6 separate regions of the Mus musculus genome follow, and all the other regions are linked to region 3. Evidence: chromatin loops called from intact Hi-C (ENCODE). Cell type or tissue: left cerebral cortex. All regions are shown on one strand.

Evidence for each region. A loop is a pair of places that touch in the nucleus more often than their neighbours do. Peaks named below come from ENCODE experiments on the same cell type or tissue, not always from the same donor. Only the 100,000 strongest peaks of a DNase experiment are listed, where the experiment ranks them.
Region 1: a loop joins it to region 3, with 4 times the contacts of the local background. A loop is called at or near these places in 9 of 42 quality-filtered maps.
Region 2: it touches region 3 in a loop (5-fold over the local background); 14 of 42 quality-filtered maps call a loop at or near these places.
Region 4: it touches region 3 in a loop (4-fold over the local background); 16 of 42 quality-filtered maps call a loop at or near these places.
Region 5: a loop joins it to region 3, with 9 times the contacts of the local background. A loop is called at or near these places in 41 of 42 quality-filtered maps.
Region 6: it touches region 3 in a loop (3-fold over the local background); 41 of 42 quality-filtered maps call a loop at or near these places.

What each region holds. Positions count from the first base shown.
Region 1 is chr3:30,590,038-30,594,037 of GRCm38, reverse strand. No RefSeq gene overlaps it. Among named protein-coding and RNA genes, the nearest start is that of Actrt3, 7.8 kb to the left of the region's middle. In left cerebral cortex, CTCF peaks have their summits at 135 and 1,545 (motif pointing left); DNase peaks (open chromatin) are centred at 150 and 1,467.
Region 2 is chr3:31,111,316-31,115,315 of GRCm38, reverse strand. It overlaps Skil (SKI-like), which reads right to left. Exons shown (of 7, transcript NM_001039090.2): 3 at 3,594-3,691; 4 at 1,814-1,908. Among named protein-coding and RNA genes, the nearest start is that of Skil, 18 kb to the right of the region's middle. In left cerebral cortex, no CTCF peak of the experiment used is centred here; no DNase peak of the experiment used is centred here.
Region 3 is chr3:31,055,153-31,059,152 of GRCm38, reverse strand. No RefSeq gene overlaps it. Among named protein-coding and RNA genes, the nearest start is that of Gm33641, 2.4 kb to the left of the region's middle. In left cerebral cortex, CTCF peaks have their summits at 1,675 (motif pointing left) and 2,374 (motif pointing left); DNase peaks (open chromatin) are centred at 1,696, 2,083, 2,276 and 2,727; H3K4me3 peaks cover 1,175 bases.
Region 4 is chr3:31,601,183-31,605,182 of GRCm38, reverse strand. No RefSeq gene overlaps it. Among named protein-coding and RNA genes, the nearest start is that of Gm33886, 83 kb to the left of the region's middle. In left cerebral cortex, a CTCF peak has its summit at 1,745 (motif pointing right); a DNase peak (open chromatin) is centred at 1,747.
Region 5 is chr3:31,137,663-31,141,662 of GRCm38, reverse strand. No RefSeq gene overlaps it. Among named protein-coding and RNA genes, the nearest start is that of Cldn11, 10 kb to the left of the region's middle. In left cerebral cortex, CTCF peaks have their summits at 976, 1,175 (motif pointing left), 2,437 (motif pointing right) and 2,993 (motif pointing right); DNase peaks (open chromatin) are centred at 2,429 and 3,032.
Region 6 is chr3:31,118,724-31,122,723 of GRCm38, reverse strand. Skil (SKI-like) reads right to left here. Exons shown (of 7, transcript NM_001039090.2): 7 at 1-4,000. Among named protein-coding and RNA genes, the nearest start is that of Skil, 26 kb to the right of the region's middle. In left cerebral cortex, no CTCF peak of the experiment used is centred here; a DNase peak (open chromatin) is centred at 2,379.

The sequences.
Region 1 (4,000 bases), 470 kb after region 3:
AAAAAAAAAAAAAAAAAGTGTATGTGTGTGTGTGTACAATCTGGGAATGGGGAGATGGTTCAGTGGGTAAAAAAAACTTGCTGTTTAAGTTTGAGGACCTGAGTTCTACTCCGCAGCACCCACATGAGGCTGGACATGGTAGTGTAAACCTATGAGCCCAGCACAGTGCTGCACATGCTCTTATGGAGGTGGCAAATGGAAGCCTTCAGATCAGGGAGTCTGGCATAAACAGCAAGGTTCCAGAGAGACTGCACTAAGGTAGACAGTGATTTTTTAAAATAGCGGCTTGTGTCTGAACACAGCACACTGGGCCAAACAGTTCCACGTGTGAGACGTTTATTGGGAGAGAGAGGGGGAGGAAGGGAGGGAGGGAGAGAGAGAGAGAGAGAGAGAGAGAGAGAGAGAGAGAGAGAGACACGGCAGAAAGAGAAGGGGAAGAGAGAGAGAGAGAGAGAGGGAGGGAGGGAGGGGCGTTCCCCTTACTTATATGGAAAATGATGCAAGGCAGGTAAAGGTGGGAGGTGAGCCAAGTGGACTCTGGGAATATGGTAGCTGTTGTCTTGGTAACAGGTCTGTAGGTCGAACTGTCCCCTATGTTAAGTCATAGGTTTGGGAGGTCCTGATGCCAACAGTAGGTGAGAACAGACATCTGCACTCACACACACCCATACACACCTGTGCATTACACACACAAACATGGAAATTACTTTTTAGGCTTTAAAATTCTGGCTCCGTGTAATGGATTGAGAATTTGCCAGCATTTGTGGAGAAGACCTGTGGATACGGGAGGAACGAAGCTCTAGTACCAGCTTGACCAGTCACTGGAACATGTTCTCCGAGTAACAACTCTTTGTGCTCCTCCTCTTTTTTTTTTTAAACTTTTTTCTCTGCCTCTGCCTCTCTCTCTCTCTCCCTCTCCCTCTCTCTCTCTCTCTCTCTCTCTCACTCTCTCCCTCCCTCCCTCCCTCCCTCTCTCCTTCCCTCCCTCTCTCTCCTAATAAACCTCTCACACGTGGAACTGTTTGGCCCAGTGTGCTGTGTTCAGACACAAGCTGCTGTTTTAACAAATCACTGTCTACCTTAGTGCAGTCTCTCTGAAAACCTTGCTGTTTATGCCAGACTCCCTGGTCTGAAGGCTACTCCCAGCCTGTAGCCAAGGCTTGTCTAGAACTCACTGTGTTTATAGCTCAAACAGGATTGCAATTGGCTGCACTTAGGCTGGCCCCTAAACCCTCTTCCCCCTTTGGAGAGCCTCATGTAGTCCAGACTGGCCTCAAACTTGCTGATCAGTGGGGAATGGCATTGAACTTTGATCTTTAGTCTCTGCTTCCTAAGTGCTGATATTAAAAGGTGCACAGTACATGCCCAGGTTCGTGATGTGCTGGGCTTAGTGCTTGCTAAGCAAACATTCCCAGTCCTGAGGCTAGCCTTGAGCTCCTCAGCCTCCTGCCTGTCTCCCATTAAGTCCTTTTAAGATTAGCCCCAAACAGCGGCCTAGTTCCTGGACTGCAAATAGAAATGTCTTTTGCTCTTGCTCCATCTAGTGGTAATTTAGAGTCTCCACACTTAGAAAATTCCTACCAGTTTTGGGCCTTGATAGTCATAAGCTATGAATGGCTTTTGTTGAAGGAAGAAAAACTTCAAACCTTTTAAGGTTTGTTTGAGATAGTTTTAGTATGTACCTAGGCTTATTTTGCCTTGTGATCTTGCTTCAGCCTTTCGAGGACAGGGTTATAGGGATGGGCCACCATGGACAAAAAATTAAATTTTAAGAGAAGCCCACTGTAGTCCACTTCCTAGGTTTAAAAACTTCACTTTAACTAATGTCTTACAAGCACTACAAAGAAAAATTACAAACATTTTGGCAAAATTACTACATAATATTGGAGTAAGAAAGGGCTATTGAATTCATCCAACAACATATATGAAAACTGTTTATAGATGATAATTATGACAAATGTTACCTGTATTAGTGAGGGTTCTCTAGAAAACTAGAATCAATCTGTCTCTGTCTCTGTCTCTGTCTCTTTCTGTCTGTCTGTCTGTCTCTCTCCATCCGGAAAGGGGTATATTAGAATGGCTTACAGGCTGTGGTCCAACATTGTTTGTCTACCAAGAGAAGGCCCAATAACTCAATAACCAGTAGTTGTTCAGTCCATGAGGCTGGGTGTCTCAGCTGGTCTTTGGTATAAGGTGGAATCGTGAAGAAGGCTCCAATGCCAATGAAGGAACTTGCCAGGGAGAGGACTTCCTTTAAAACGGCTGCCAAGAGAAGGTGTGGCCTAGGTTAAAGATGGATCTTCCCACCTCAAAAGACCTAGATTAAAAGTGGGTCATTCAAGTTCAACTTATTTAATTAAGGAAGAATCCCTTACAGATGTTTTCGTTAATTCCTTGTATGATCAGGTTGACAACTAAAAATATCCATCACATCACCTATTGCTCTATTGTAGATGATAATTATGCTCAAATGTTACTATTGCTCTAGAATGTAAAAGGCTGCTTGGAGGGATTTCAATGAACTGTTGTCCTCTTTCCCCCCCCACCCCCCACCCAGTGTGTAATTATTAAAAAACAATCCATGCTATCACTGGTTACTCTCCCACCAGCAGCAGTCTCCCAGCCCCCATGACTATCCCCACGTGGCAGTCCACTCAATTTCCTGGCAGTTAGCTGGGGGCACACACACGCCTTCCCAGACATCAGTTCCCTCTGGCTAGTCTGCCACAACATACTCTAAACCCTGAGCCCTGTATAAAGAAAATTCCAGAGGCTTGTAATTTACCAGTCAGATTCATATCAGTAAATTCTCAACCCCCCAAATGCCCACACAAAGAACTCAAAACTCAATTGATATAAGCACAAGCTGCACTCCTAGATGGGGCAAATTGCCCTATGCTACTCTATTGCTCTTCTATGATATCCATAGCTACCTGTGACTCTTTTAAGCCACATGAATCAGGCTCATCTTCCTCTCTTATAAGTTCTGTCTTTCCTTTCCATCATCCTCCTCCGTCCTCCTCCCCCCCCTCCCTCCCTCCCCCTCCCTCCCTCTCCCTCTCCCCTCCCCCTCCCTCCCTCTCCCTCTCCCCTCCCCCTCCCTCCCTCTCCCTCTCCCCTCCCCCTCCCTCCCTCTCCCTCTCCCCTCCCCCTCCCTCCCTCTCCCTCTCCCCTCCTCCCCCTCCCCTCCCCTCCCCCTCTCCCTCCCCCTCCCCACCCCTGTCTATCTCTGTTTCTGTCCTGTCTGTAAAACTCTCAGCCCACCTTCCTTTTCCACTGCCCAATCACAGGCTCTAGTCTTATCTTTCACCTGCCCTCACCTGCTTATAGATGGCAATCTACATTCTCCCCCTTTGTCCAATTAAAAGGATCTTTTCTCTCAGATATAAATTGAGCACAACTATTACCATCCTGTAACTTATAAAGTTTAAGATACACCTAACACTCAGTCTATCATTTTGTCAATTAAATAAAGCTCTCTGCCAACTATTCTAACTTAAAAAAGGCTTATAATTCTATACCGATTATGTCCTGATTTAGCTTGTATATTATCTGAAAGCCATCTTCTCAAATATATATTCTCTCAATGCTAAAATAGCCTGGGTTGGTTAAGAGTCTATGGTTAGTCTTCAATTCCACCAGAATCCCAAGAGTGACATAAAAGCTACCTGAAAATATAGGATGCCTAACACAGCTTCCAGAACTGAAACAAATTGTAGAGACAGCTGCCTACCTACACAGACCCCTATTTTCAACATGTTGGGGCACCACATTGTGGCTGTTTGGCCTGGGATCACCTGGCAGACCTTTGTGATGCAGAATATGAAGGATTGGCTACCTTGTCTTGGCAGAGATAATTAGTTGACTATTCTGCAAAGTGTGTCCTTTTTCTGGATAGTAATTTTCTGTAGGTGAATAGGCAATTTTTACTCAGTGCCTACCTTGCCACAATGTACAACCTCACCTGGTAAGGTGCTCAGTTTCTTCTTTGAATTCATGA
Region 2 (4,000 bases), 56 kb before region 3:
CCAGAAAATCATGTATGATTTTTATAAACGTTCATCAGTCATAAGTCCAAATTACTCGAGACACTGTATCATAACCACTGCAATGACTGTACTCAGAATAGACAGGTCCAAGTGTTGACAGATGTGCAGACATGGAAACCTCTGTGGACTGCTGAGAAATTCACAACCGTGTACCTACTATGGAACAGCCTAACAGTCTCTCGAAAGATTAGCAGTTATACAGCCCAACACATTCTAACACTAAATATAGACTAACAAGAACTGGAAATGTATGTCCACTCTAAAACTTGCATACAAGCTGGCAGTATTCTTCATAATAACTGCACAGGGAATACAATGCAAAACATCTACTGCCTGAAGAGGGGCTACACAAAACACACATAGCCACAGAAAACTTTAAGTTCTTTTCTTAAAAGAAATTGTTCCTGCCAGAAACACAGTAGAGAAAACCATCCTAGTAAAAGAAGTCAGCCCTCAAAGCCACACATTGTCCTTCTTGTTATCTACACTGTCCAGAATAGGCATATCCATAAAGACCACATACAGTCACAGAGCTAAAGGGGAAGAAGGGCTGACTGCTGGAGGGTGGCAGGAATCAGTACAGGAGCCAGGACAATGCTCTGGGACTAAAGAGCTGTGACGCTGTTCACGACATGGCGGTTACACTAAAGACAATCACATTGTACACAAATGTACCTCAGTCAAGTTTTTTTGGTTTTGTTTCTGTTAGTTGTGTTTTGCCTGTGTGGTGTATATTGCATATCACGTGTACACACATGTGGTACCAGCAGTGGTCAGAAGAAATTGGGTCCCTTGAAACTAGAGTTTCAGGTAAGTTGTGAGCCACCGTGTGGGTGCTAGGAACCAAACCCAGGTCCTCACCAAGTGCCCTTAACCACTGAGCCATCAAGCCAATCCCTTACATTTCTTTTTTATCATTAAAAAAATTAATTAGAAGTCAAACAGAATGCAAATGTTATAATAATATATGAATCATTACTATCATAGTTCAATTCAGAGGAAACTGAGTCACAGCAATAACAACTCAAATACAGGAAGCTGTCACACTGTATGAAGACAGGAGACAGCAGGACTACAGGATGGAGACCCGTGGGGATGCTAAATTACTTCCACTGCACTGCACTGAGCAAGGCCAATGGCCCAGGGTCTATCTTCATGCACACCTCTCCTATGGTCTACAGTATTTGAGAAAGCATAGGAAACATGCAAGTTTTCTCCGAGGTACCAGCCAGCACCAGCACCAATGTCATCTGCCCGTCCCAACCTTGCTTTACTGTCTTGAACCACGAGTCCAATGTTAAATACAATTAACATCAGGTAAGTGGCATGCATCTCCGTTCACAGGAAAAAAAAACAAAACAAGAAGGAAAACGAGAAACAGCAAAGCTATGGGATTCTACCAAGGAGGCAGTGAGACATCACTGCACTGAAGCTGTTCCCCGCCCTCTCATGGCCCTCCATAGGCTGACAGCATTCTAGAAAGCTCAACCGAGGTGCAGAGAAACCACCCAGAGTTTTCAAAGTTAGAACCGTTTTAAAGTAAAAGCTGTGGTTCTATAGGGGAAATTGCCTTAAATATAAAATGCTTTAAAAATACTGAATAAATGGGTTTCTTAACTAGCTGATTTTAAAAATATAACTTCTGAATACTTACCTAAACAACTGTATAATTCTCTACTGGTTTTTAAATCCATTTTCTCCTGCTCCTCAAGTGAGACGTCTGGGTAAGACACTGTTTTTTGATGCTGACTACTCTCATGAGGCTTTTCTGACTGTTTGGAGGTGGACTTACTTGTCTCTGCCTTGGTGGCCTCTTTAGACTGGGACGCAGCAGATGTGAGCGACACATTCGGTGCAACCACTTTGTCACACATGTACAGGTAGTAGCTGGGGCAGAAAGGAAAAACAAACACACATTACGTCATACTGAAATTTGAATTGAGACTTGACGTCGTTCTGACCTCAGTTCTCAGCTACTAGAATAACCAATGTAAACATACAAAGAATACAGGCCACGGAAAAGATTTCTTAGAAAACAAAGTTCATACTTAAGGACAGTAAAACTGAGGGATTTTTGATAGTTTGAGAGTAATTTCAAACACTAAAAAAAAAAAAATTAGAAAGCAAAAGTGAGTCTCTTCCCCTTTCCCACAAACCACCTGACAATTCAAAGCATGAAACACCCAGGTATGATACCTCACATTTATAAGCCAAGACTTAGGACTGCCACGAATTCAAAGTTAGCCTGGGCAACAGAGGAAGCTCCAGGCCTGCTTCCCTGGGCTATATATAGTAAGACCCTTTCTCAAAGCTCAACTAACTACAGGCATGAAGCTCTGGAGTCTCTGCAGCTCGGCTGGTGAGGTCTCAGGGACCATATCTACCTCAGAGAGAGAACAGGTTCTGGGAATAGTGCCCTTGCATCAAAACTCATAGAATGATCTCCTAAAAGTATTAATAAAGTAGCAATAGTATTAAAGCTAAAAAGGACAACTACTGATTTTTCTCAAAGTTCGTGTAACTTTGAGCTTATTGGGTTATCTGTAAGTCTCACATAACAAACTTGAACTATTGAACACAGTTTGATCTATAAATCTAGGTAACCTTCCAAGAAAGGAGGCAGCCCCTTATCTAGCACTGCCACCCCTTTTACAGCTCATTCTCTTTTTCTTTTTCTAATTCGTCCCCACTCCCCCTCTATTTTCCTTTAAAGGGGGTGGGGGGCGCAGACCTCCCAGGGTATCCACTGAACGTGGTATAACAAGCTACAATAAGACCAGCCTCACATCCAGGCTGGACAAGACGACCCAGCAGAAGGAAAAGGGTCCCAAGTGCAGGCAGAAGAGGCCGATGTCCCACGTTCTCTTTGTAGGATACCTATGTTACTACTCTTTATTTCTGGGTCTGAACACTTGGTATTCTAATTAAAAATTAAACAATCTTTCATGGACTTAATAGTGCCCAAAAGGCTTATTAAGAAACTGTATGATGGTGATTGTGTGCTGTGTGAATTTTACGGTTCAGACTGACAACTAGGATTTTTATTGAAATATACGCTCTTGATTGTGAAGGATGTAATTACTATAAAATCTCCAAGTTTCACAACCGATTGTTTTTAAAATTACTATGCAGGGGTAAACATCTTTAATCTCAGCACTCAGAAGGGAGAGACTGGTAGAACTCTGAGTTTGAGACCAACCTGAGCTACATAAGGAGGCCAGTCAGGGTTAACAAACAAACAAACAAACAAACAAACAAAAAGCAAAGTAACACTTTCAACTCTTGAAGAGTCAATTTACCTCTTAAAGGTAAATAAAATAAACTATTCAATTTCTACTTCAAGATAGAAGTTTTATATACACACACAAAAGGTGCATTCAATCCCAATGTTCTTGCCTAAAACAATTCTGAATCATCAAAGGTAATTAGTTAACAAGGAAAACCTAAAGGGAGGTGACTTAAGTCTTAATTCCCAGAATTGCATCCGTTAATAAACAGATAAACAAGCCAACTGAGAAACAAAGAAGCAAACCACCACTGGACAAGCAAACAAATGAAGAAGGCTCACTCACCTGGGGTGTAAAAATGAATGTGTCTGGGGAACATGGTCACCTTCCTGTTTTATAACAGGATACCATGATGGCAATTCCATTCCCGATGGTGTATCTGTCTGTAGGAGTACATAGAAAGGTACATTATTGAGAGGAAAAGATGGTTTCTCTTTGTTGAATATGGTTCAAGGGACAGAACCCAGGGAGTAAATCCAGGGCCTTGTCCGTGTTAGGCAAACACTCTAACCACTGGGCTTCACAGCCAGCTCTCCTTTGGCTAATCTTCTGTCTACTTGATAGGGCTGCAGAACAAGCAGTCACATTTCTAAGGCTCAGCTTCTACTAAGAGCGCTCCCACAGTGCTATGTCTCACTCTGAAACTTAAAGACTGCTACTTCTGGTCACAACTCACAATACGCACATTCAAA
Region 3 (4,000 bases):
GTTGTGAGCCACCATGTGGTTGCTGGGATTTGAACTCAGGACCATTGGAAGAGCAATCAGTGCTCTTAACTGCTGAGCCATCTCTCCAGCCCGCTACTCTCATTTTTAAAGGACAAAACTTTTTATGCTTTCGAGAATCCTCTGTAAGGGGACACGGCTCGTATTTTCCACTGACTCTTCACACAAAGTGCTGATCACAAAGTGGTGTCAACAACACAGCAAATCTTCAGCTTTGCTGATGAGAAGCAGCACGTTTTGCAGTCAGTTACTCTGGGCAATGGAGTAAATCACCAGTTTGAATTGAGAAGCAGCAGAAATAATCATCAGCAGGGTTAGGAAGACAAATATCCTTTCTTGGCAGCTGGTTTAAACCATTTACCTCCACCCTCCACACCATCATCTCACATTTACCAACTAAGTTTTTTTTTTTTCGAGACAGGGCTTCTCTGTGTAGCCCTGGCTGTCCTGGAACTCACTTTGTAGACCAGGCTAGCCTCGAACTCAGAACTCTACCTGCCTCTGCCTCCTGAGTGCTGGGATTAAAGGCGTGTGCCACCACTGCCCGGCACTTACCTACTATTAACACAACCACTAGCGCGGTAGCCCAGTTGGCAAGTCACCGGGTAGGCAAGCCTGGCTGCCAAAGTTCTAGCCCTAAACACACAGTGAAGCAGAGAACCACCTCCTGCAGGCTGTTCTGACTGCTGCATGCACACCTCGGCATGCTCAAGCCCACACCTACGCACACACGCCTTAACGATTAAACATTTAAAACCCCAGCCAATGCTTCTAAAATCATGTGGGATTTTTTTTGGTAAGTTTTATATATATATAATGAGTGTGACTGTTTTATATATGTCCACCCCATGAATGGCAGGTACATAGGTGAGACAAGGGCGTCAGACCTCTTAGAACTGGGATTGCAAATGGTCATGAGCCACCATGTGGGTGCTGGGAACTGAACCCAGGTCCTCTGTAAGAGCGATGAGTGCTTTTAATCAGTGTCAGCTTAAGCCATATTGTTTTCATATGGTTGTTTAGTTGGTTATTTTTCTATCAGTCCCAGGGATTCAAATTAGGGCCTCACTATAGCCCCTGCTAAATCATGTTTATGAATGACAATCTGAGTGTCTGAATTTATAGGTTAAATCAATAAAGGACACCACTTTAATGTCCTGTAACGTTTGATATAACTAAGTTCCTGTGCACATTAATAACCGAGTCAACTTTAATTTTATTTGTATTTATTTATTTATATTGATTTGAGACAGGACCTCGTTTAACCAGACTGAGATTAGAGGTACCTGCTGTGGCTGCCTCTGCCCACCTTAGTTTCATTATCAACTAGAAATATTCTTCTTCATAGGAGAAACATGGCATACTTAAACCCTCACATATATTTCCTCACAAAGGAGGTTCTCACTCATAGTCCATAAAGATAACATAGAGTTACAGTACCTACAGAGGGAAAGAATCCTACTTAAGTCAAACTCCAAAATAACTTAGATTTCATTCTGAAGATCAATTTGTATAGTATATTGAGTCGATTAAAATCGAGACACAGATGAACACCGATAAAATCCTGAACTTCTTGGTCACTGGCTACTTGCGGGTGAGTTCAGACCGCTTCTGCAGGGTAACTCTGACCATCATTAGGCAAGAGACTGACCCCTAGTGGTGAGACATAGCATCATCATTCAGCCAACCAGGGCCAAAGTTGTCTGTCCCACTTCCGATCTCCTACAAGCCCAAACCACACTGCTAGGGAGAGACCATTTTAACCCAGGAAATACCTCCTACATAAACGCATGCGTATGCTTTAAAAAAAAATTCTAAATCAACTTTTCTGCAACACATTTGTTCATAGTATCAAACAAAAAATTCCTTAAAATTGCACTTTTCCAACTCCCGTAGAACTTATGTTGCCTCCTCTCAGACTTGCAGGGCCACAGTGGAGCGCCGATTTACACCTCCCCCTCCCCGCCCTCCCCCACACCAGAACCCCGCTGCTGCTGAGAAAAAACAGTTTTCACTCCTCCCTCCCTACACAGCAAAACATGGAACCTGCTAGAGCCGGAGGGATCTTCCACATTCCGCTCCGTGCCGCCGTGCCAGCAACTCTCACCGTAAATGTATCAAATGTATCTGTTTTCCACCTCGGCTGAAAAGCTTGCTTGCTTGTTTGTTTGTTTGTTTGTAGTGGGCAACAGTTAATGTGAACTCAAATTTCACCGTGCTAAGAATAAACGATAGGTGGGGGCTGGAGAGATGGCTCAGCGGTTAAGAGCGCTGACTGCTCTTCGGAAGGTCATGAGTTCAATTCCGGACATGGTGGCTCACAACCATCCATCCGTAACGAGATCTGACGCCCTCTTCTGGAGTGTCTGAAGACAGCTACGGTGTACTTACATATAATAAATAAATCTTAAAAAAAAAAAAAAAAGGTGTATTCAGCCATAAAACTTGGACATCTATGTCAATACTCTATCCCAAGGAGTAAAATGCTCTGTCGAACTTGACCTGGCTACTGTACTCATGCACCCGGTTGCTGTGGCTGCCTGCCGGTAAGACTTGCACAAAAATGAAACCAAATTCCAAAATGAATTGGGGCGCGCGTGCGCGCGGGGGGGGGGGGTTGCCTCAAGGTCCCACTCCTAGGGAAGGACCTACCGGCAGCTGGTGGTTGCTGAGGGAAGGGGGGTCATTTTTTAGCGTAGCTGCTGGTAGTTTGCTCTGTGGTCCTGTGGATGGCTCCAGAGCCCTGTGCACAGGGGCAGCTCTGATTGGCTATGAGTTATGAAGGGGAGGAAGACAAGTAGGGATCTAGCTGCAGCGAGGAGGGGGTCCAGTTAGAGCTGAGATGGAATATGGAGGGTGGATGAACAAAATACATTGTACAAACGCATGGAATTCTCAAATAAAAACAGTATATTTCGGGGGCTGGTGAGATGGCTCAGTGGGTAAGAGCACCCGACAGCTCTTCCGAAGGTCAGGAGTTCAAATCCCAGCAACCACATGGTGGCTTACAACCATCGGATCACAAGATCTGACTCCCTCTTCTGGAGTGTCTGAAGACAGCTACAGTGTACTTACATATAATAAATATTTAAAAAAAAAAAAAAACCAGTATATTCTAAAACCTCCCAATCAATGCACGAACTAAACTTTTAAGCTTAAAATAAGGAAAGTTTAGAAAAACATCAAGGTTGACACAAAAACATAAGGGTTGCTTCTCAGCCGTGTATGTGTGAAGCGATGGGCCCAATCTTCAACAATATGAGCAAAAATCAAACCATACAGTAAAACTGAGTCAGACCATTCACAAATACAGCTCCTGCGGTACACGGGAACATCTGTGTTAGGGAAAACCTTAGTGATAAGAAAAGAAAAAAAAAAAAAAAGGTTGCTTACATTTTCTCCAGGGGCTACTTGGGCAAGCTCTAGGCCAATGAGAAACCCTAGCTTAACAACAAAAATAACAAAAGAAAAAGATGGACCCGAGGATCACTTGAGACTGTCTGAGGCCTGTGTACCACAAGCACACCCAAAATTCCAAAGTTACGTTTTTGCAATATATATTTTATTCTTAAGTATTAATATAAAGTCAGAGAACTACTCACAAAGTTCTTACGAAAAATTTCAAACTTTTATTCATGAGGAGACAATGATGCTTGGCACTTGTGTGGTGGTCAAAGGACAACTTCCAGGAGTGGCTTCCCGACTTCCACCATGTGGATCCCAGGGGTTCCACTTTCGTTGTGAGGACTGTTGACAAGGGCCCGCACTACTGAACCATCTCACCCCTAAGTAACTCCAAGACAAGGCCTTCTATCATAAGTTGATCTGGAATTCTGAATACAGCCAAGGAGACTCTTGAACTCCTGATCCTCTGGTCTCCCAGGTTAGCACTTGGGATTTCGTGTTTGCCACCGTGCCCAGCTTGCGATAAGTTTTAGATTCTAGTACTAAAAACCCAGCGCCTTCCTTTTTTATTTTAAAC
Region 4 (4,000 bases), 550 kb before region 3:
AGATTTTACCTCAGATCAGTCCCCAAGGCCATCCCACTGAAACAACTGCAGCTCCTTATATTGAGTGAGAAGGAATATACTTTGTTCTTTTTGTGGGTGTGTCAGCATTCTTGATTTTGTGCTCAGACAGAATTCTGAATTGCTTCGTCTTATTGCTCTGCTGCTTCACAGTTATCATGCCTGTGTCTGCAGGGCAGGTTTTATGAAAAATGCTGTGTTTTACAGAATATGTGGATGTAGCTGGAAGTGTCAAGCTATCTCCTAGCTGCTTTTCTGTCTCTCAATGGCTAAGCACCAATAAATTGCAAACAGTACAAAAACAAAACAAATGAACACACAATTAAAAAGAAAAAAAAAAAAAAAAACAATCTGACAAGCAAAAAGGAAGTTCAGGGCTAAAGTCTCCTTAGTTGGAACTAGGCCAGGTGTCCTTCCCAAAGCCAATCCTGAGAGTAACCAATGAGCTTAATCCAGTCGTGGCATGACTCTGGAGTAGACAGGGCAGGTGGAGTGTCTCCCCTACCCCCACCATGTGTAAAGTGGGAGAGGTAGCCCTCCCTAAGGAAACAAGGGCCCATTCATTTTCACTCGAAAAAACTGTGAATGCTAAAATTTAGATGAAAATATTAAGGACCCATAACAGTGAAAACATATTGAACTGGAGTACAATGGGAGAAAACAGTGTGCCCAATTTCAAAACTTGTTACCCAGGAACATGAATCAAGACCATGTAATGTTTGTGGAGACATAGAGAGAAATGAACCATTGATGGAGATAAAATTGATTACATATTTAACTTCTAGATTAAGAAATGAGGACAAACTTACATCACTGAATTTGAGCTTTGAAAAAAAAATATATATATGGAAAGTTTTACACACAATAGGGTAGAAGGTTGGAAAGATGGCTCATTGCACAGTGCTCTTGAAAACCTGGGTTTTGTTCCCAGATACACCTGGCATCTCATGATCTCTAGCTTCTGGGGATCTGGTGCCTCTGACCTCTGGATACAAACTGGTACGAGTCCCTATACCCACACACAGGTACTTACACATCAGTAAAAATAATAATCAATTTTTAAAATTAAAGTAATGGTATGAAAGATCCCTACTGTGCAAATGGGCAAACTAATGTTTCTTTGGTGTCAGAGACTCTAACGCCCTGACAACAGATGTGCTCACCTGCAGTGGGTTCTGGTTTCCTCTGTGCAAACGATGTCTGCTGCCTTGGAATTTACTTTGGTCTAATCCAAGATGCACAATGAAACCACTCCAAGCACTCAAGCTGGGCCTCTCCCTGATAAAGTGTACAAGAATATATCAGACATATTTTTTTCTTTCTTTCTTTTTCTTTTTTCTTTTTTAACATTCTTAGATGGGTCTCAGATACGGTACAGGATCCCTCGTTTTGATAAATTCTAGTGCCCTTTCCTTCCCTGATTCTCCAAATCAGAAAGTTAAGCGTTTAGGTTCCGGTGTGTAGGCAAACGGGGACCAGGGAGTGGACATGAGCTTAGGTAGCTGATGGTCAGGTAGGGAAGAAACGAGTATGTCATAGTCCAAAGCACGGAAAAGAGAAGCTCTTAAAAGAACCATATAGGGTATTTTAATCCCATATAACTACAAAAAGGAGGCATCCAAAATGGCATGAAAATATGTTCACCTGTGCGGACTGCCTGCACATGCCATTTTGCTAACATTTTGTAATGATTACTCCAGGACACACAGGGGATGCAACTACACGTTCTGCCACTAGATGGCGGGATAGCTTTGCTGCAGCACATTTTTGTGCTGCAGAAGATGGTTGAGACTTAATTTTGAAGAGAGACAGGAAAGAATTGTTTATAAAAGTGCGTGCCACTAAAGTTTTTTAGAATAGCCATGTTATTTCAGACACTTGAATCTCGAGTCGTTCATCTGGTTGGCTTTGCTGCAGATTTAAGAATATTTCCTTTTTTGCCTTTGACTCCTTTCAAAAATGTCTTGAGTCACTATAATAATGAGAATAATTAATAATTAATGGGGAATAATGAGAGACACTAGTTGTATTATTCCAGGATTTTATAGTCCTATCAGGCTCTTCCAAACATATTTTCTTAGTTTCTATCTCAGGTATATGAAGTAGGTTATTAATATTTCTCATTTGTTTTCTAGCCAAGAAATATCAGAGAATTCAAAGGGCTTGCCTAAAGCCTCACAGACAGTAAATATTAGGCTTAGCATTTGACTTGCAGGTGTCCAGCTCTAAGACCTAAGTGTGTTGGCTCTGGAGACTGCTGCCGATCACTAGTCTAGAGTAAACGCACAGATGTGATCTGCCTTTGCAATCCTTCCCTTGGTAGAATCTTCACAGGTAACAATGACTCCTAGTTTCCGACTGTCTCTAAAAGTCAACCTTCAGAGTCACCTTCACTTGCATCCTGGTCTCTATCCTATACATCTAGTTGAAAATCAAGTAGTCAGAGAAAGAATATCTGCCTACAGGACACCCCTACAAGAGACCTCCTGCCAATACTGACTAACCTTGTGCTACATAATAAACACATTGAGTTTCTGGGTTGCATAGTAGGTCCCCTCCATCATCATGAGCACATGCCACCTGATTCTAGCTTTTCTCTGTATCTGCTGTTTCTTCATTCCTGGGTCACTTCTGTCAGGTTTCCAGGACCAAGCTACATAGGATGTGGTAGCCTGGAGTGCTTTGTGTTAAATACATTTTTAAAAAATATTATGTATTGCTTAAATGATTTTATTCTTATTTAACAGTCCAGTACATTAGATTAAGCTAATAAATATGCATGCAAATCAATGATGTCATGTGTAAGCATTGATTTTGGATGATAAAAGGTAAATATGAAGTCCAGAATAGAGAAGAAGGAATTTGTGGCTTTGTAGGGTTGAGAGCCACTGCTTTGCTCCCTATTTCTCCCAACAAGGCAACAACCACTTCCTTTCTTCAGACACTTTTCTCATCGTGGAGTATGCGTCTCTAATGAGCACTGAGTGCCAGCATTCTAGTGAGTTCTTACCTCCCTAAAGGTTTCCTGGACCGACTGGAGTATCTTTGATGACTGTCCAACCCAATGCAGATCACAGCAGCAGATTTTTGCCCCTCTGTTTGTTTTTCTGTGGAAGAAAATTCACACCTCTTCCACCACAGTGTTAAGGATTAAATGAGAGGACACCACAAAGGGACCACTCACAGTCAGCCTTAGGACTATCCTCTTGGTCTTTTAAAACTCACTACTTCTTTAGATTAAATTCTTAGGTCTGTTGTTGCACGTGGAAGAAGTGGGGTAATGTATGATAACCCCTCCCCAAAGAGGTTTCCAGAAGGGTTTTATTTTTAAGACTATCTTTGATTTATTCTTTGACATTTTCACACACATTTACAACATATCTTGATCATATCCACACCAATGCCTTTCTGTCCTCTCATGACCTCCAACACACCCCTTCCATCTTACTGTCTCCTCTCCCAATTCTGTGACTTGCTGAGCCCTCTTAGTGAGTCCTTTGGAAGGTAGGCTGACCATGTTGACTTGATCTTGTGCAGAGCAGCATAGATACTGTATCTGGAAGGGTTTTAACATCCTCTAATGTGGTCTCCGTGATGGTCAGTGGGCAATGTACCTGCCACCAAATCTGTGGGCCTGAGTTTCATTTTCCAGCCTCATATAGTTGGAAGAAAGTACCAACTCCCAAGAGTTGTCTTCTACCCTATATTAGCATCCCATGGTACACATGTCTACACACAAAGATAGATAGATAGATAGATAGATAGATAGATAGATAGATAGATAGATAGATAGATAGACAGGCACATCCACACACCCACACACACTCAAACACAACCACAGAAATAAATAAATATTTATTAAACTTTTTAAAAAGTCAATTGATCATTCTTCCAGGACAGTATGAGATTGTCAATTTTACTAAAATTTTCAGATTTGGATGTAAGTTAATAATATATAAATTATAAATTTAATAAATAAAAT
Region 5 (4,000 bases), 83 kb before region 3:
GAAACCATTTCTTCAAACGCCTTCATTGTCATTTTTTTTAGGTTTTATCATGCACGAGCACAATGCATTTTTATCATACTTACCGCTCCTTCTGTCAATTCCTCCCATGTTCCCCCAATAGCTTCCTCCCAGATTCATGCCATCTTCTATACACGCCTGTATTCTCGTAAGTATAGGGCTAACTACTTGGGCATGGACCATTGACCAGGGGATTTGTCCCTAGAGAAACTGATAACAATAAAGTATGTGAGTCCTGGGTAGAAAAATGAGAAAACAATCCAAAAAGTCCCACCGTTAGGTCCCATAGCTAAAGGCAGTAAGAACAAGGATTGTCCTTAGCTCCACAGAACACTGGTACAATGGCCAGTTGGTCAAGTTTTAAACCTTTTACTGAAAACATATGTGTTATAGCGTGACCAAAGCATCACATGCTCCGGGGAGTTCACTCCGTGCGTGATTTAGAAAGAATACACTCTGAGAGCTGGCCCCAGCGTGAGAGCACTTACGGCTCTTGCAGGGCACCTGAGTTCTGTTCCCAGCATCATTATCAGGGAACTCACAACCTCCTGTAACCCAGCTCTGGGGAAGTTTAATGCTCCTGCCCACGTGTGCACACATCCATGGGCACACATAACTTAAAACAAAAACAAGTCTTTGGAAACAAGAAATTCTGTTATTAATACTACATAGCTGTTCTGTTTTTAAAGAATAGGAAGAGGGGCTTTTGATGGCTTTTTCTGTATCTTCTTTGCTTTGCTTTTTTCCAGGATTGAGTCTCCTTATGTAAGCCAGGCTGGCTTCTAACTGGCAATCCTCCTTTCTCAGACTCTCTATACTAGGACTCCAGGCATGGCCCATCATGTCTGTAACTTCTTCCTTCTGTTTCTTACGCAAACCATTATTCTACTTTAATAGGTTATCTTGAGTGCTTGGGCACCAAGAACCAAGGAGACATTACTGCAGGGTTATTAGAAACCTGTCATGAACACCACCTCCAAAACAAGACAATTAAGAAGTAGATGAGGGCTGGAGAGATGGCTCAGTGGTTAAGAGCACCGTCTGCTTTTCCAAAGGTCCTGAGTTCAAATCCCAGCAACCACATGGTGGTTCACAACCATCCGTGATGAGATCTGGTGCCCTCTTCTGGGGTGTCTGAAGACAGCTACAGTGTACTTACATATGATAAATAAATAAATCTTTTTTTAAAAAGGAGATGAATTAAAAAGAAGAAGTGGATACTAGGCCTGCAAGATGGTACAGCAGGTAAGGACACACACTGCCAAACCTGATGACCCGAGTTTGATCATGGGGCCCATAAAATAGAAGGAGAGAACCAACCCAAGAGAGCTGTTCCCTCATCACAACACATGGGGGTGTGCATGTATGTGCATGTGTGTCTGTGTGTGTATGTATGTGCATGTGTCTGCGTGAGTGTGTATGTATGTGCATGTGTGTTTGTGTGTTTGTGTTAGTGTATATGTATGTGTGTTAGTGTGTATGTATGTGTTAGTGTGTCTGTGTGCATGTTAGTGTGTATGTATGTGCATGTGTCTGTGTGTGTATGTGTGAGTGTGTATATATGTATATGTGTATCTGTGTGCATGTTAGTGTGTATGTATGTGCATGTGTCTGTGTGTGTATGTGTTAGTGTGTATGTATGTATATGTGTATCTGTGTGTATGTTAGTGTGTATGTATGTGCATGTGTGTCTGTGTGTATGTATGTGCATGTGTATCTGTGTGTGTTAGTATGTGTGTATGTATGTGCATGTGTGTTGTGTGTATGTTAGTGTGTATGTATGTGCATGTGTGTGTGTGTATGTGCATGTGTGTCTGTGTGTGTTAGTGTGTATGTATGTGCATGTGTGTCTGTGTGTGTCTGCATATGTGTGTATGTATGTGTATCTCTGTGTGTATGTGTGTGTGTGCGAACATGAAGTAGATAATATGTAAAACCATAGTGGGTGATCAATAAGTACTAGTTCAACAAAAGGTTAGTTGGTTGGTTCTAAATTTGTTACTAAAAATGGGCACTGTTTTTTTCCTTGTTCCCCACTTCCCTTTTCGCTACAGCCCCAAAATTGGGCACTTTTTTATGTGACACAACAGAAATTTAAAATATTTCATTACCCACTACAAAATCAGAGTTTGAAATGAAAGCACCTTATTGCTCCAACTACAAGAAAGGGTCTTCACTTTGATTTTTGGACACAGGATTTCTTTGTGTAGCCTTGACTGTCCCGGAACTCGATCCAGGCTAGCCACAAAATCAGAGATCCACCTCCCTCTGCTTTGCAAGTGCTTAAGTTAAAGGCATGCACCACCAAGCCTGGCTGAGAAAAAGACCTTTAAACAGCCAAGATAGCTCTCTGTGAAGATTTTACACGCCAAGCTTAATTCCACAGAAGAAAAATCCTTGCAAAACTTAAGTTGGCCACTAGAGGGCGCTCATAGACTCCCATTGCTACTAGTTAAAAACGACTTTAAAATAACTTAGGCAGCCAGGACAGCCAGGGCTACACAGAGAAACCCTGTCTCGAAAAAAAATAAAATAAAATAACTTAGGCAAAGAAGTGTTAACAAAATATTACCAGCTTCCCTGGCAAACTCTTCTCCAGAGTAGTTGGACAAGCTAGAGCCAAAAGATTTAAAATACACATATTTTTTGACCCAACTTCTGTAACATTATCTAAGAAATTTGTAAAAAAAAAAAAAAAAAAAAAAAAATCAGTTAATGGGTTTTGTGATTTACATCTCAATAAAGGGTCAATTAAGAACTAGATATGTTGAGAGGAGGGCATAGGGAGTTCTCGGAGGGGAAACCAGGAAAGGGGATAACATTTGAAATGTAAATAAAGAATATATCCAATAAAAAAACACTAGATATGTTGTAAAATATCCTCTTATTTTTATTTTAAGTGTATTTGTGTACGTCTTATGTTCATGTATGCACAGATGTGTGCAGGTGCCCAAGGAGGCCAGAAGAGGGCACCAGAGTTCCGGAACTAGAGCTACAGGAACTTGTAGCCTCCTGACCTGAATGCAAGGAACTGAACCCTGCTGCCTGAAACAGCAGCAGCCGCTCTTCCCCACTGAGCTATCTCAGCCCACACTATCATATTCAAAGTGCACACTACTAAAAATAATTTCAATACATCTGTACAATCGGGGACTTTTTAAAATCCATCGACACATATTCGGAGAATACATACTACAATTTAACAAATAGTTCCTTTGAGCAGTGAGATTAGGGTGTTTTGTTCTCTTGCTGCTACTGCCATTGTTGCTGCTGCTGCTGGGTTTTGTTGTTGTTGTCGTTGTTTGTTTGTTTGTTTTGTTTCGTTTCATTGGTTTTTCCAAACGGGGTTTCTCCGGGTAGCCCTGCCGGTCCAGTAACTCACTCTGTCAAATAGGCTGACCTTGAACTCAGAGACCTGCCTGCCTCTTTCTCCTTGGGAAGCAGACCGTTGGGATTAAAGGCATGCACCACCACTGCCAGGTTCTTTTGGGCTTCTTAGACATTTGCTAATAAGAAACATAAGGTGTCTTGATAAATAGGAAATTCTCTTAATATTTAAGTGTGAGATACTTTAATCATTTGTAAATGTCTGTGGACTGATGAGATGGCTCCATGGGCAAAGATACTCATCACCGTGCCTCATTCCTGGATGCATAATGGTAAAAGGAGAGAATTGATTCTCATAGAGTATCCCTTGGCTTCCACACACATGTTATCACACACACCATATACACATACACACTACACACACACTATCTGTACACACATATATACACACACATGGACTATACATACACACACATACATATCACTTACACACACCATATACACATACACACTATATATACACACACATAGACTACATACACACATGTACACACACACCATATACACATCACACACACATTCATACACACAATGTTCAATGTTTGTTAGCATGTAAGTCTAGGAGAGACTCATACCCTCAGATGTCATGCAGCCA
Region 6 (4,000 bases), 64 kb before region 3:
AGGCACCAGCCATTCACATGGTAAACATACACACATGCAGGCATTCGCACACATAGAAACAGACCTGCTAAATAAATGAAAGGAAAATGTCCATCGTAGGGGAACAGGAAAGTTAGCAGTTGATATCAAGATGACTTGAACCAAACTTCATTGGCATTAAAAGTTTTTATTGGGAATATCATCCAATCTATACAAGTTATGTACAAGGCATGAAAATGGCAAACATCTCAAAATACAATTGAGGTATAAGCCAAGAGCACAGTATGTCATGTTTCAATAAATATAATCCAAAATTTGTAAACTAAGTAACCAGATAGATGAGTCTTTTTTTTTTAGTAAAACCATATAAAATATTTATTTCACGTGAGGTAGAGGACAGTTTTGTGTGTCATGTAATGCAACCAACCACAGCAATTTTAATCATAAAACTATATGCATTGGCAAAATTATCAATTATGCTCAATGTAGCTAATTTGTTTCAGTAGTTGCAGAAGGGACCATTCACTTACTGCCTTCACAGGTTAGAAACTGAGGAATAATTGAACTATTACACTGCCTTAAAATTACCAAGGTAAGTCCTTCCAGCAGAGAAACTAATGGTGACTACATTTATCCCAAACTCTAACAACTCAAAAGATGTCCTAGGTTTAGCAATTATTTTAATGGGGTTTTCATGAGAATTACTTTAAATGTGCTGTGCTTTCTTTATTCTCAAGTGAGGTATCTTATATTGAAGAAAAAAATCTTATAAATTTCTTTTATACTAAACTAACTTTAAACACTATTTTGTTTTCTGGGCTTAATTTTAAAATGTTTTATAGTTGATCACTTTCTAATTCCAAAACTGTAGCACTATATAAGACATTTAATCCTATTTCTAAACAAGCTTCAAATTGTATTATATATTTTAAAAGCCATTTAAGTGGGAAGATTAAAAAAGACTGTCCTTTTAAACAAGATACAATACAAAATGTCCATATATGTTTTTTCTTCCAATAGTGGAAATGCTTAAGTATTTTACACTAGAAAAAAAAAAAAAAAAAAAAAAGGTAAGCTCTGTTTACATATCTCAGTTCCACAAGTAAATACATAATGCAGCAGTTCATGTCACACACTGCTGATTGCTTCCATGGAACCATTAACAAGTAGATCCAAGTTCAGGAGCACATGTACATAGCATGAACACAATTTACCATCAGTTTGTAACGTCCTGCCCTAAAGAGTAAATGCATAACAAACAAAAACACACATCCTTCCCTCCTCACTCAGAGCACGGCATGTGGGGCAGGCCTTCCAGAGGGGATGCAGACCCCCAGGACCAGCTTTGCAGCTCCTGCTAGGGAAATACCTCGGGCACAGTTCCTATTACTTGTGCTTCCTTTTCATTTTGCTTTTCTGCAGACAGGAACCAGAGACACACAGACTGGGCGCTTCACGGACTCTGAAGGATGTGGAGAGCCTGCAAACACCTCAGTTACTGGTTCACTGACTTCGGTCTGCACATAAACTTCACTATGTACAAATCAGGTTTTTCATTACTCCTTCCCACCCCTGTACAAAAGATTTTACATATAAACAGGTTATATATTAAATATGTTATAAAATTAGCTCAAGAAGCATAAAACATCCTTATCTTCAAAAAACACAAGAGATTCAAGCTAAAGACTATACTTCAAAACTGTTAAAGCCCGAGCCAAACCTAAGTTGGTAGAATCTTTCGGTGCTCAGTCTCAGCTGTGATTGGCAGGTGGTTTGTTTAAACTCCTCCTTGATGGCACAGGAGCTTCCACACTTAAGTACTTGGTGCAAAGCCCTCAGTCTGGACCACAGAGAGAGACCACCCATAGCAACGTCAGTCTTTGCTCAGTATGAAAGCTAACGCTGTGTTTCTTCCACTCCTAAACATAGTTTCTCAGAATAAATGGTCTCATTCCTCCCTAAACAGAGTATGGACTCTGAAGGAAAATCTGCTTGCCTAGTGAACTTGGCATAGCACACGAGACCTCACACCAAAGCCAACCTTACGAGAGCAACCAGCACACAGAATGAGCATGCACGAAGTAAGCTTCATCTGGATATTTTAGCAGAGGTCACTTGTGGGGTATTACAGAATGTCAAAGGTGGTTTTCAAGCTATATGATGCAATGTAAATTAAAGTTACTTTCAACAGCAGTAGATATGCTATTTACAGTTGATTAAAAATTGTAAGGAAGTTTAGACAGAAAACGATGGCACATCATTTCATCTTCTGGAAAGTGAAGACTACCGCTCAACAATGTCACGAGGCAAGTTTCAAGACTAGAAGAATCACACTTATAAGCAGCACCCAAGCAGAACACTTCTGAGTCTGTCAGAAAAATAAATGGTGCGAGTCCTTGAGTGTGCCTCCCACGCAGCCAAGCTGGGGTACAATGGACTGACTACTAAGCTAAGGCGGCTTTACAGGTGCCCGTGGCTTCCTCCCTCCAGATCTAAATACAATGACATACATGGTCCCTGTGCCACCTATCGTGCTTCTCCCAAGGTTACAGAAGTCACCACACTAAATTATAGAGCAGAGTAGAATAAATCCACAGTAAGGTCACAATATATTTAGAAAACAAACTCCCGTTTGGAAAGTAGAAAAGTATCTTTTAAACAAGTATTATGAAACAAAGTATGACCATAAGCAGGTATGATAACCCAGGGCTCCGATGTCTTACCGCATGGAGGACAGTGACAGCCAAACTCCAAGTTGTTCCTAAGCACAGATCTCAAGTGCATGTAGCGCTATGAGACAGCCCGGGGCACACGCAACAGAAGATAATGCCAGGGCTGCTTTCAGAAACATCCCTAAAACCTGCACAGGGCCGGTGGTGGCAGAGCTCAGGCCTGTCGACCCAGTACTGTGGGCAGAGGCAAGAGGATCCCTGCAAAGTGGTGGCCAAACAGAACAAAACCAAAAAATTACAAAGTTCCCCGAAAATTTTCCCTAGCAAATTTCAAGCCAAGCATCTGCTAATGTGAAATTCGGTGATAAAAACATCAGACTTTATGTGCAAAAAACAAAAACAAAGAAAAGTGCAAAGGCTGCCCTTCCCCAAATCACGGAATTCATTTGTCATCTAAAATTCCTGCTAGTAGCAGATACTTCAATTGTGGACTGTTAACCTACCACATATTCTTAGCTGACTGTAAATTCCTGATTTTAAGATTAAAGAGTCATAATGGTCCATTCGTGCAAGTTTTAAGATAACATTTAAACATACAAAAGTCCAAAATAATCTTCAAGATATTTAGTATTTTATAATTTAAAAGAAAAAAATCCATTATATAAATTTCATAAGACCTTTGTAAGACTACATATAAAACTGTACAAGAAGATTATGAGTTACATAGGAACCAACGTACATCAGTGGAATCCATTTTCCTCGTGAGCATGAATGAGTACTTCCACACCACTGTTAACAGGAAAAGTTCAGAAATCATTTTAATTTTCTGAAGTCTCACACACACAATCTAGAGATAGTCACTCTTAAACAGAAAGACAAATTACAACTGCTTCTTGTGTGCAGCATCAGGGCACAGCAAAGGCTGCCCCTCCCCTCCACACACACACACTGTTTGTTAGGGAGGTGGTACTATCATTCCATCAATCAAATTCCTCTAGGAGGAAACAGAAGAAACCCACTCTACAACCTGAACAAATTAACAACCGGCTTCCCAAGAGTCTGTAATGAGAAGGATACAAAATAGCTTTGTATCATAAACATTACCTCTGTATCTAAGCTGAGCCTGAAATATTGCATACCATGGACACAGGTACTCTCCACCACAGACTGCAGCTTTGGAAAGTATGCAACTGTTAGAAATACAGGTAGACTGACCACAGGCTCAAATTACACAGGTTATTATTACCAAGCCCACTGGAAAAGTACAAAGAAGCATACATTTTCATTCATTTGGAAATGGAAAATTTTGTATTAATATATAATCTTCACTTTTGCTGCCATACAAATGA